Linked DNA regions of Mus musculus: region 2 is linked to region 1. The links are chromatin contacts, found by Hi-C or POLR2A ChIA-PET in ENCODE. All regions are on one chromosome and are shown on one strand. Each heading gives the region's core, a stretch centred on a gene start or an enhancer-like site at or near the end of the contact. The rest is flanking DNA. Distances are from core to core; before and after follow the strand shown. Region 1 holds the start of Cep70 (centrosomal protein 70). Region 2 holds the start of Esyt3 (extended synaptotagmin-like protein 3).

Region 1 (6,088 bases), core at 1,587-4,086:
ACCGATAACCACAGCCTGAAAACTGCAACAAGAACGAACAGCTTTTTCCACAGATGCCCCCCTTCCTTTCCCCCTTGTCCTTCCTCCTATTGCTTTATTGAAACATGTGCAGGATATTCAAATCTATCATTCTGATATGTGGCCTTCAAGGGTAGTTATCCTTGCTTGCAAGTGTACTCAAGTAAAAGCAGGAAGCAGAGAACTTATTTACACCCGTGATCAAGCCCCCACCCCCTGTAACCCCCAAGGTTCTCTGAGTTCTGAAAGTGTTCTTTAAAAAGTCATAGTAAAAACCTGTAAGCTTTTTCAAGAGCACACTTCCAATTATTACAAATTGACACAAAGTATTACCTATTAATGCAAACATGCTAATCGTCTGTAGTAATCTTTTCCCCATCCAGGCTATTAACAAGACACGGCTTTGGAACCTTGAAAGTCACAGGAAAAAAAAAAAAATAACGGCATCCTAGGGCCAAGGCAGAACCTTTACAGAGTGTTGTTAACACACAGGACTCCTAGAGTAGGAAGTAGAGGACGGATGTCGTTTAGCCACGTGGCAAATAAAGCCAAGTGTTACAAAAAGGAGAAAAAAAATCACATACCCATAATTCCCAGCTTTGGGTCTTAGGAAGGATATGAGACAGCCCAGGCTACATAGTAAAACCCTATCTCAAGAAAAGAAAGAAGCCAAACACAGTGGTAGACACCTTTAATCTTACCACTCAGGAGACAAAGGCAGGCAGATCTTGTGAGTTCGAGGCCAGCCTGGTCTACACAGTGAGTTCCAGGACTATATAGAGAGACCCTGTCTCAAAACAAAAACAAAAAAACCAAAACCAAAACAAAAACAAACAGAAATGAAACAGCACAGTGCTAAGAGCATGTTATCCCTTACAGGGGACCAGAGTTCAATCCCCTTCACCCACGCCTGGCAGCTCACAACCACCTATGACTCCAGCTCCAGGAGATCCAACTCCTCGGCCCCCACGAGTACCTGTACACATGAACACGCACATAATTAAAAGTGGTAAAAATGTTTAGTGGCGGATGGTGATGCATGCCTTTATTCCCAGCACTCAGGAAGCAAATCCTAGTGGACTCCTGTAAGTTCAAAGCCAAACTGGTCTACATAGTGACTTCCAAGACAACCTGGACAACATGGCAAGATCTTGTCTCAAGAAAAGGAGGGTGGGGAAAAAGAAAAGAGAGAAAAGGAAAATAAGAGAAAAAGAAGATAAGAGAAAAACAAAATGAGAAAAAGATGAAACTGGAGATGTTTGAAACAGAACCTTGGCTGACCTAGAACTAGCCTAGGCAACCCATCCCTCTCAGCCCTGGGAGTGTGAGTACAAGTGACAGCCATCATGGGGGGAAAAGTGTATATTTTGACACAGTCCATCCATGTTTCACAACAGTTCATTAATTGCCCTGTAGGTATCTGAGGATCTGTTAAAATACAACACATACTAAAATTTTATAGCCAGGCAATGGTGGTGTGCACTCAGGAGGCAGAGGCAGGAGGATCTCTGTGAGTTCTAGGTGAGCTGGGTCTAGAGAGCTAGTTCCAGGACAGCCAAGGCTACATAAAGAAATCTTGCCTCAAAAAACAAAAAACAAAAACAAAAAAAAAAAAAAAACAAAACCCCCATAAATATAATAGCTGGGTGTGGTGGTGTTTAGCTGTAACCCCAGCATTTCAGAGGTTGGAGGATCAGGAATTCAATGTCGTCCTCAGACGGCCTGCATGAAACCTTGCCTTAACGTGAATCAACAATTCAATTCCAACAACATTGCAACTTGCTCTTCACGGTTTACCATTTACTAGCTATTTACTATTTACAAAAATCCATGCAATGCACAAGATTGAAACCAATGCCTGCAGCGCTGATATGATTACAAAATAAAGTGGCAGGCTAGAGAGACAGCTCAGTGGGTAAAGGCACTTGTCCCAAGAAAGCTTGAGAAGCAATCCTCAGAATCCACAGGAGGCGAGAATTCTGTAACCCCGGGCCTCCTGTAGGGAGATCGGACTCTGCAGCTCTCCCCTCCATCCCCTACAGTATGCAGAAAAACAAAAGACCTTGTCTCAAACAAGGTAGAGGCAATGACCGACGCCCAAGGTTGTCCTCTTTCTCTACGTCTGCACCGTGGCGTGAACAATTATTGATTAGTTGATAATAGTGGGAACCTTGATTAGGCTTTGCTGTGTTTTTCACATTAATCAACGTGGACCCACATAAAGGCGGAGTCCTTAAATTTGTAATGAGTCTGACAGGAGGGGTACTCGCCTACCCTTTACTCCGCGATCTCCCACTTGGCTCCAAATCGCTATCACCTGACAGCGCCGCAAAGAGAACTGGAGCTAGCCCGGAACCCAGCCGATTCCATGTAGGAGTCTAAGCTCAGTTCCTGCTTCCTCTACCAGGTCGCACACCTTCAACACTCGGCTGGGAGAAGAGGTTGAGTGAGGAGCGAGGGACACAAAGCGACGGGCGGGCTCCCCGCAGGGAGGTCCACGCCCACACCTGCACGCGCATTTCCTAGCTAGCGCGTAGGAGCCGGGGCGACTCCATTCTGAGGGCCCTGGCTGGTGAGTGGGACGCTCCGGATTCCGGAGAAGCCACCTTTGGGCGTGCACCTGAAGGGGGCCCACGTAAAGTCCTCGGCGACCCCAAGCGCCACTCACCTCGGTCACAGCCCGTGGCTTCCACCGCGCTCGCCCCCGCGGCCTAAGCCCCGCCTACGCGACCGTTAGCGCAGCCAGGCTGACCAATCGAACTGACGCAGTCGATGGCCTCCCAGCGGGGCGGGACAACACCACCTGGCGCGCCGGGAAGGCGGGTCCACGCCGCGCTCTATCGTTAGCTCCGCCCACGGGGCGGGGCTTCTTCCCGCCTCCACTCCCACCGGACCCGGACTTGCTGCGGCTACTTTGTAGCAGGCGCTTTGACACTTCCTGGACGCTCCGCCTGATAGTCGCTCAGTCACCATGGTGTTTCTTTGATCCCCGAGAAGCTAGAAATACACACATTTGCGGTTGCAAGTGAAAGTGAGGCCGGGGCTGCCTTATTATCACTGGATGCCTGCGCTCCCTACAGCTCCCCCTCACGCCCTGACTGCGAGCCTTTTTCAGGAACTGTCTGCACGGGGCAACCCCAATAAGCATTTCTTGATAACATTTCACCTTCTCCTTGAATATTTTCAAAGGTCTACGAAGAACTGAGATGCCTGCCTGACGAAGCTCAGTCTAGATAGGCAGTTTGGGCTCCTGTTAGACACTGATAAGACTGGTTAATAAAGGGTTTGTGGCTACAGAGATAAAAGATTACATAAGGACATGAGGCACAACTCTTGCTTCAACTTTAGATAAGCTGAAAAGCCTTGAAAACGATCTATGGGCCTCCAGGTTAATTAAGTCAAGATCTCTAAAGTGGGGCCCACACGTCCAGAGTTTATATGGTTCCCCGAAGTGATTCTAATGTATAGCCAGGAGGGAGAACCAACTGTCCGCTGAGAAATAATTAAGACTGATTCTAAACCTGGTGGGGAAGAGGGACTGGAGATGTAGATCAGTTGGTAGAATTCAGCGTCCGGGAAGCCCTTGGGTTTGATTCTTCAACACGGCCTAAGACAGGCGAGCTGACACGTGCCTGTAATTCCAGAATTTAGGAGGTACAGGCAGATCAGGAGTTCAAGGTCATCCCTGGCTTTATAGCAAAAGTCAAGACCACCGGAAGCTACAGGAGGCCTTGGCTCAAGGAAAAAAATAAAACGAAGGTCCTTCTCCACTCTTTTCAAAAACCAAAAGTGGGTTAAGAAATCCAAAATATGTAAGGGAAAAAAAATCATGTTCGCAGTCTAAAGGATGACCTCGAGTTTTCAGGAATCTACCATCGTTGTCCTTGCAACTTACAGCCACACGGTGGCGGTATTGACAACAGGCATTTCCAGAAGGACTTGGGAAATGCAAGTCCCATCAGGGTCTTAGTGACCCTAATACATCAACTAAAGTGACTCTCTCTGGGTGGTCCAAGGGCACATCTCTTAAGAGAGTACTGCTCTCAAGCCCACGTTTAGGCACACAGTGAGTCTAAACTGTGTGTGTTCTCTGCAAACACATCCCAATCCCTCTATTCCCCCTCATGGCCCCTTCCTTCCCTTTCTATATCTGGATATTCACACTACGGAGCTGACAGATTTTCATTTTCAGCTTCCTAAGACAATCTAACTGCTTACCTTTTCCAGAACAATAGGGTGACTTTCCCAATCTTCTGAGCCAACCCATAGGCCAAACATCCGTGGGTTAGAATTACTTTTGATGTGAGTAATAAAAATCAAACAAACAAACAAAAAACTCAACTAATTCAAACTGCCTTAAACAATAAAGCAATTGATTAGGTCACACAACACAAACCCTAGAGGAGGGAGACGGAGACGTTGACATTGATTAATTCAAACCAATCTCTTTTTTTTTTTTTTTTTTTGGTTTTTGGTTTTTTGAGACAGGGTTTCTCTGTGTAGCCCTAGCTGTCCTGGAACTTACTTTGTAGACCAGGCTGGCCTCAAACTCAGAAATCTGCCTGCCTCTGCCTCCCAAGTGCTGGGATTAAAGGCGTGCGCCACCATGCCCGGCTTCAAACCAATTTCAATGGTTAAGTGGGTCCAGCTGCTATTAGTCTGTGCTGTTGAAAACATGATAAATTCATACTTATTTTCCAGCTGCCTACTTGGAGCAACCAAGACCACATACTTTCTTTTCCTATAGAAACTTCTCCAGTTTTGTGTTTTGTTTTTGTTTGTTTTATTGAGCCAGTTGGACCTGCCAGATATACCCTACCTCCTGATCAGTAATTGCCAGGGAGATGAAGAGGTGGCTCAAGCCTAAATCCCAGAAAGTAAAAAGGAGGCGCCACATTTTTAAATGGTTTCCAAAGTGCTAGTGCTTCTTCCATTATTTTGTTTCAGTCTTCATTGTTGTTTAAAAACTAAATTTAGCTGAGCAGTGGTGGCACACACCTTTAATCCCAGCACTAGGGAAACAGAAATAGTGGATCTCTGAGTTCTGGCCAGTCTGGTCTATAGAGTACATTCCAAGACAGCCAGGGGTATACAAAGAAACACTGCCTTGAAAAAATAGATATTTAGATAGATAGATAGATAGATAGATAGATAGATAGATAGATAGACAGACAATACCAAATTTGGAAAATCAGCCAACCCATTTAAAGAAGAGACCCAAAACAAAGCATAAACATATGACCTATCTCATGTTTTGTTTTGTGGTGAATGCATCTCCAGCTGCTCTCTTAAAGCGATAGTGTCTGTGGTCAAATTGGTGAGAAGCAGCTTATGAAGCTAACCATCATTCAGATACTTCCTGAAAAACCAGGAAAGCAATCTGAGACTTAGAACAAAGCCGCAAGCTCAGTCAGCCAGAACAAGGACGTTTCGTGTTTAAGTTCAAGACCTTTTGTGGTGCCTTGTTCAGACATGATTTCCTGCCATGTAGTCCTGGTAGGTAGATAATAAATGACTCTTCTTCCCACGGGTGTCCTGCCTCTGTGAAATAGTTACAAAACCAAGCCCAAACTGTCTCTCAAGTCCAGCATACCAGAGACTAGAGAGAGGAACTAGCTGGCTGAAGAATCATAGGTCACCTTGTCCAATTCCAGTGTAGATTTCACTGTAGCTTGGAGCGTGAGGCCCAAATATTAAATGCAATTCTTTTCTTCAAGCATAATATTCTTTCAAATAATATTATCTCTTAACATAAACCTTTCTTCTATGTGCCTGAATCCAAATATAAAGCCCGTAACTTCTGAAGGGTTTTTGGGTCCCTGTGTAAAATAGAATAAATATAATCACTGGACTGTTGTTAGAACTGGAGTCACATAGCAAGAACTTGATAGATTATGCCTTATTAGTCTTATAAAAAATAGCTAGATTCCTTGAATTTTATGAGAAAATATTATCCTTTGATAAGCTGTGAGCTGCGACCCCACTAGGCTTTCCTGCTCCTCCCATTCTGAGTTGTTTCTCAGAATTAAGTATTGATAAAAAGAAATCCAGAAGGGGGGCAACTAAGGAT
Region 2 (5,822 bases), core at 2,620-5,119, 120 kb before region 1:
AGAGCTGCAGAAAACTATCTCAAGGAAAACAGGCAAAAATGGTTAAATGGGGAAATATTGTATTTTGTGCATTTTAACTCAATTGAGAACTTGTGAAATTTGTGCATAAATGCATTCCTGTTTTAAAATCAAACAATACACACAAAAGGAAATCTCCCCCTGGCACCTTGCTCAGCTGGGCCGGTACACCGAGTGTGCTTTACGTACAGCGTGGCTGACTCGTCCCACACAGCCACCCGATGACTCAGACCTTCTAATAATTTCCATCTTAAGGATGTGGAAGTGGAACGGCCAAGAATCACAGATCCTTTCCATAGTCCCAGAGTCCAGAAGCGCCTGAGCTTTGATTTGACCCTTCAAGTGCAGACTGCTCTTCTCCAGTCCACTCCAGAGTCAAGCCGGTACCCCAGAGTGACTGAGCCATGAAGGTGTGTCACACTCAGGTCTGACAGTGAGGTAGGCCACATGTGGAATGCAAAGGTAATGACATGTACCTAACAGTGACTACTTATCTTTGTGTCCAAAAGAGAGATGATTTGAGGGTTTTAGAATGGTAGAATTGTTTGTGTGTGTTTACTCATCTTTTGTATTTAATGCTCAACTCAAATCCCAGCTCCAAGAGGAACCGATTCCAAGTCACGCTGGCTGAAGCAGCCTCTGCTGCTGCTTGTCTATCTTACACCACTGCCCTTGCTGTCCTTTTCCTTGCCCGCCTTTACCGAGGGTCATCTGTTAGAGACAGCATCTTCTCCATCCTGTTCATTTAGACTCTCCTATGCCTGGACCAGTTCCTGGCAGTTGGTAACTGGCTGTGCACTTTTCAGAGGATCATGTTACAAAGTTACATAATTTAGGCGTCTTACATATTGTTTTAAGACCCTGGTAGCCTGAAACCAGAGCCTCTTTCTTTGATTTTTCTTATCTTCTGCTGGCTGCCAGCATCCATCCCTTGGTTTGTAGCTACATCAGTCCAGTTTCTACTTTAGTCTTTATGTAGCTTCCCTTCCATCATTTCCTCTGTATCTCTATGCACAGATTTCCTCTGTGTGTGTGTGTTTAGTGTGTGGTGTGTAGTTGTTTGTTTGTGTGCATGTGTGTAGTGTGTAGTTGTTTGTGTGAGTGTGTATGTGCCGGTGCATCTGTCTGTCTGTCTGTCTCTGTGTTTGTGGAAGCAAAAGGTCCAGCTTGGTTGTTTTCCTTCATGAATTTGCATCTTTCTTATATAGTATGTATGTATGTATGTATGTATGTATGTATGGGGTCTCGATGTGTCTCTCTGATGGTTCAGAACTCACTGTACAAATCAGGTGTGCTACCTTACCCTGCACTTTCACTGTATTTTATTTATTTGTTTTTTGGATTTTTAAAAAAATTTATTTTAGACAGGCTCTCTCGATGAACCTGAAACATGATTTTGGCTAGGCTGGCTGGGTTTACTTACCTGTGTCTGCCCACCCCCAATGGTGGGGTTATAGATATTTGCTGCTTGCGCCCAGGTTTTTACATAAATGCTGTGAGCATTCTCCCTCAACAAGGCTTAGGACTTTAGCCACTAGGAGGCTGTGGTTCAAGTGTGACAGTAGCCAGTCACCATTGAAGCTGCCATTCTCTGCAGAGCAGATGTGTGGTGTGATGATCTCTCAAATGGGTGCAGCACAAGTCCTGGAAGGCAGGCTTCCGCCTGGAGTGTGCTGCAGCCAATCCCCAGACAGCCTTCATGGAACATTGTAACTAGATCCTGGTGAGGAGACGGGATAGCAGCTACATTCTCAGCTCGAACATGACCTCAAGTGTGTGTGTGTGTATAAGATTTTAATGCCATATTCTCAATAGTCTCTTACAGTTAACTTAGGAAAGCAGTTTGTTGTTATAAACAGGGTTTGGTAGAATGGAAAACATCGAGTAACATCCTCACCTCTACTGTACTCTATGGAAGACTAAGGAGGAGGCCATTCTGCAGAGAGGAACCTGAAAGCTTTGATGTTGAACAAACTTGGTGTGTCTGGGAACAGAGAGAACAATCCCGCTGGGGCAATAAAGTCCCAAAGGATGTCACGGGTCTCACGTTGGACATTGAACATTGCACTCACAGCCAGCCACTGTCTTTGCAACTCTCCCTCACGTGTGCATCTTCCACACTCTGTGCAAACACATTGAGTCAGGTGGTAAGGAGGTGTGGGCCTGTGAGCGCGAAAGACAAAGGGATGACCTCTCCCCGGGAGCTTGGCAGTCTAACCAGGACCTGTTCCTGCAGGGCTGCACAGTGGCGGGAAGGGACAACATTCTACTCGGGTGAGGAGCAGAGCCCTGACAGGTAATATCTCGATCTGTGTATCCCAAGTGTTCCTTCTGCCTCGCCTTGCTGGAGACAGCTCTGGGTCCCTGACACATAGCCTCAGAAGCCTGTTAGCTTCTGTTGAGCTGCGCCAATCAAGAGAGAAATGTCTTGAGGAATGGGTTCCATAGGGAATCATTAGAGCAACATAGGGTTAAATTCTGTTTACCAGCCTTTGTCTGTAGGACTTCTCAGAAACTTTAGTAAGATTTGAATGCAGCGGACTCTTCAAAGGCACTTGGAAGGAGGGGCTTTGTGGTTGATATCCCAGGGTAGCCTGAGAAGAAGATGACCAAGAGCAGAGGAAGGAGATTCAGGTATTCTGACCTCCGGCAGCATTCCCATTGTTGTAAAACCTTACTCTGATAAATAAGTTTTTGGAGATTTATTCTTAATTTAAAATTATATGTATGAATGTGGTATCCAAGACCATCCCCTGGAGCTGGAGTTATTTGAACTTGGCGAGCCTCTTGTATGTGCTGGGACCTGAATTAGTGTCCTCTGCTTGAGCAGTAAGAGTTCTAGCCGAGGAGCCATCTCTCCAACCCCTTGCAGCAAGTAATTTTATCCAGAGGAAGAGATAGGAAGCGGGGAAGGGTGCAAGAAAGAGAACACACTCATCTTTTGATTGTTCATGGGGCTAAGCCTTTCAACGATTGTGGAAAGAGAATGAAATTACCCCAAATCAGGCCTGTTCTCCTCTTGACTCTGTCTCACCATCCGTCCATTTCTGTGATCTCCTGTATAGGCGCCTACAATCTGTGCCATCCGCAAGGTGAGTCACTGTCTGAATTTACGGAGCCTTGCTTCTCTTGGTCTGATCGTTCGGCCTGGGCGACACGAAAGCAGAAGGCTCATAGATTCCGAAGCACCTCAAGGCTGGCTTCCTCTTTCTTTTTCCATTCGCAGGTCGCTTGCCCTCTCTGGGTGCACCAAGAGAGAGTAAATGACTATGAGTGAAGATGGCCGGTTTCCTGGACGCTCCCAGTCCCAGAAAGGAAAGGCACTGACCAACTCCCCTGCAGACAGGGTTTTTAAAATGACGCTGAGGATGGGAGTGGGGGTGGGGTAGAGAATGGTCCCTAAGCTCAGTTTGACTGTGCTGGGAGCTGGGTCCAGATGGCTTAAGTAACAAATAGTTTAAGAGAGAAAAGCAAGGCTTTAAGGACCAGCTGGGAGTGGTCCCAGACTTTGGGTCAGATCCAACGCAGTGCTGGCCTAGGACACCCCGCAAAAAGTCCAGATGATACTGTGTGTAAGGAACAGGTTTTAGGTGATGTTTACCCGTGTTGGGTTGATGTGAAGAGTAACGCTTAGCTCACCCCAAATGACAACTGCACCCCTTCTGTTGACATTTATGCCAGACAGTGGGATCCCAGGATGCCCTCAAGGCCTCATCGGGTTGACCCCGCCCCTTTTCACCTGGGCACGCCCCTGGTGGCGGAGACTTCCGGATTTCCCTGCCTGCCAGAGCTCCACCCCTCTGGCCTTATGCCCAGACTCCGCAGTCCGGAGCTGGTAGAACCCGAGCTCAGAGCTTGGAGAGGCTGGCGGAGCAGGAGCTGCGCGGCTGCGGAGTCCTCGTGCCTTGAGGACAGATGTGCGCCGGCATAGGGGGTGCACCAACCTGAGCTGGGGTGAAGCTTCTAGAGAGGACAAGCCGGCGACAGCGAGATGCAGCCGGAGGAGCCCTGCGCCCCGAGCGCGCCCGGCGGTCCTGACGTCCCGGAGAGAGGCCAGCGCTCGCGGGACCCCGGACCGCGCCTGTCGGGCCAGCTACTGCCCGAGCTCTACAGCTTCGTGGCGCGCGTCCTTTTCTACCTGGCACCGGTCTACCTGGCGGGCTACCTGGGGCTCAGCGTCACCTGGCTGCTGCTTGGCGCCCTGCTCTGGATGTGGTGGCGCCGGAACCGCCGCGGGAAGCTGGGGCGCTTGGAGGCCGCCTTCGAATTCCTGGAGCACGAGCGCGAGTTCATCAGCCGTGAGCTGCGGGGCCAGCATTTGCCAGCCTGGGTAAGCCGGGCCCGGCGGAGGGCTGTGGGTTTCCGAGGGGGGAGCTGGGGCGTACTCCCGGGTCTTCACGCAAGGGCCGGGCTTCAGAGAAGAGTCGGAGGTGGGACACACCCAGGATCAAAACTGGGCGTCCAGGACTCCGCAAAGTTGCTCGCGTAGGAAACAGGGCGCTTCTTCCACCCGCCTGTTGATTTAAGAACTAGCGAAGGGCGTGACACGTATATAGACACATACAGCAGTGACAGGAGCACAGGGCTCTGGTCGCCTTCAGCCGAGAGCTGGCAGGAGTGCTCCGCAGAGCAAGCCGGGATACTGCGTGGACCACTGTCCTCTCCCTTCTTATGCCATGGGCTTGAGCGGGCCGTGTGCACACTCGTAGTCCAGAGACAAACCCGCTTCCTGGTGGCGGTTGGCATGGCTATGGTTTCTCAAATGCATCTGGTCCTGAGAACCCCACCTGGTTCACGTAAAAACAAAATCTGTACCCCCAGCTTAATTCCTCGGGTGGGGAACAAGGACGTTTAGGATTGGATGTTTCGCAAACATTGACCAAAGGAGTCCGTTTCAGAGGGTTAGTGTGTGACAGATCTGCCCCCTGGAGCTGGAGGCTTCTGCTTCCCTGAGTATCTTGTATCTCAGACTCCCAGGGGAGATATGCGGAGGCCCCCCCAGACTCCTAATTTCGGCTGGCTTGAATGTTTTGCGTGTGGCCTGAACTCTAAAACGCAGCTGAATCTATGAGCATCACACCTGTCTGTGATTGAGAAGAGAACGTTAGCATGGCTTATTAATCTCATTTGGAAATTAAGTCTTGCCTGTATGTAGTTTGTTAAGGCCATTGCAGCAAAGTACCACAGATGTGGTGGTTTGGACAACAGAAACTTAGTATCCTGTAGGTGATTAGTTCAAGATCACCATATCTAGGGGTCCATTCTGAGTCTGCTATCTCTCTCTCTCTTCTGCCCGCGGCTGACTTCTGACTTCCCTCTGTGTACCTGTGCCCAAGTGTTTATTTTGCATACAAGAGTATCAAGGCATTCAAATCCATTCTAATGAGCTTATTTAAACTTAGATCTGTCAAGATGTTCTCTAATGCAGTCACATTCTGAGGTTCTGGGACACAGAACACGTGCATTTTGGGAGAGAAGGTTCGGTTTATCCCATAGCACTAATGTGTGACTCAGCAGGAAAGCTTTGTAGACAGGAGTATATGTATTTGGGTCGAGGGGGCCAAACGCTTGTGGATAAGGATACACACGGTGGAACTTTAGTGGGTACTGTTCCTAGAGTGGAAGAGATGGGTACAGGTCTGATCCAGCTGGCCATGGAACACACAGGAGGATGGTATCTCTCAGGGATGCCAGCCTCAGGTGGGAGAAGGGTGCATGATTGGTAATTGTCATGGAGGTCCTGGGGAAATTAGACCCAGGAACTTGCTTAGGTTCTAATCAGGGGGTCAGAGGCTTACAGTGGA

The links. A loop is a pair of places that touch in the nucleus more often than their neighbours do. ChIA-PET counts read pairs that join two places held with the same protein, here RNA polymerase II (POLR2A).
Region 2: POLR2A ChIA-PET joins it to region 1 with 11 read pairs in embryonic stem cell. The contact joins the promoter of Esyt3 here to the promoter of Cep70 in region 1. A Hi-C loop is called at or near these places in 2 of 37 maps with a recorded cell type or tissue (Patski and T-helper 1 cell). POLR2A ChIA-PET finds 5 or more read pairs at or near these places in 3 of 5 experiments (Patski and embryonic stem cell).

What each region holds. Positions count from the first base shown.
Region 1 is chr9:99,240,089-99,246,176 of GRCm38, reverse strand. Cep70 (centrosomal protein 70) reads right to left here and starts at 2,836. Exons shown (of 18, transcript NM_023873.4): 1 at 2,687-2,836.
Region 2 is chr9:99,356,577-99,362,398 of GRCm38, reverse strand. Esyt3 (extended synaptotagmin-like protein 3) reads left to right here and starts at 3,869. Exons shown (of 23, transcript NM_177775.3): 1 at 3,869-4,348. The coding sequence starts at 4,010.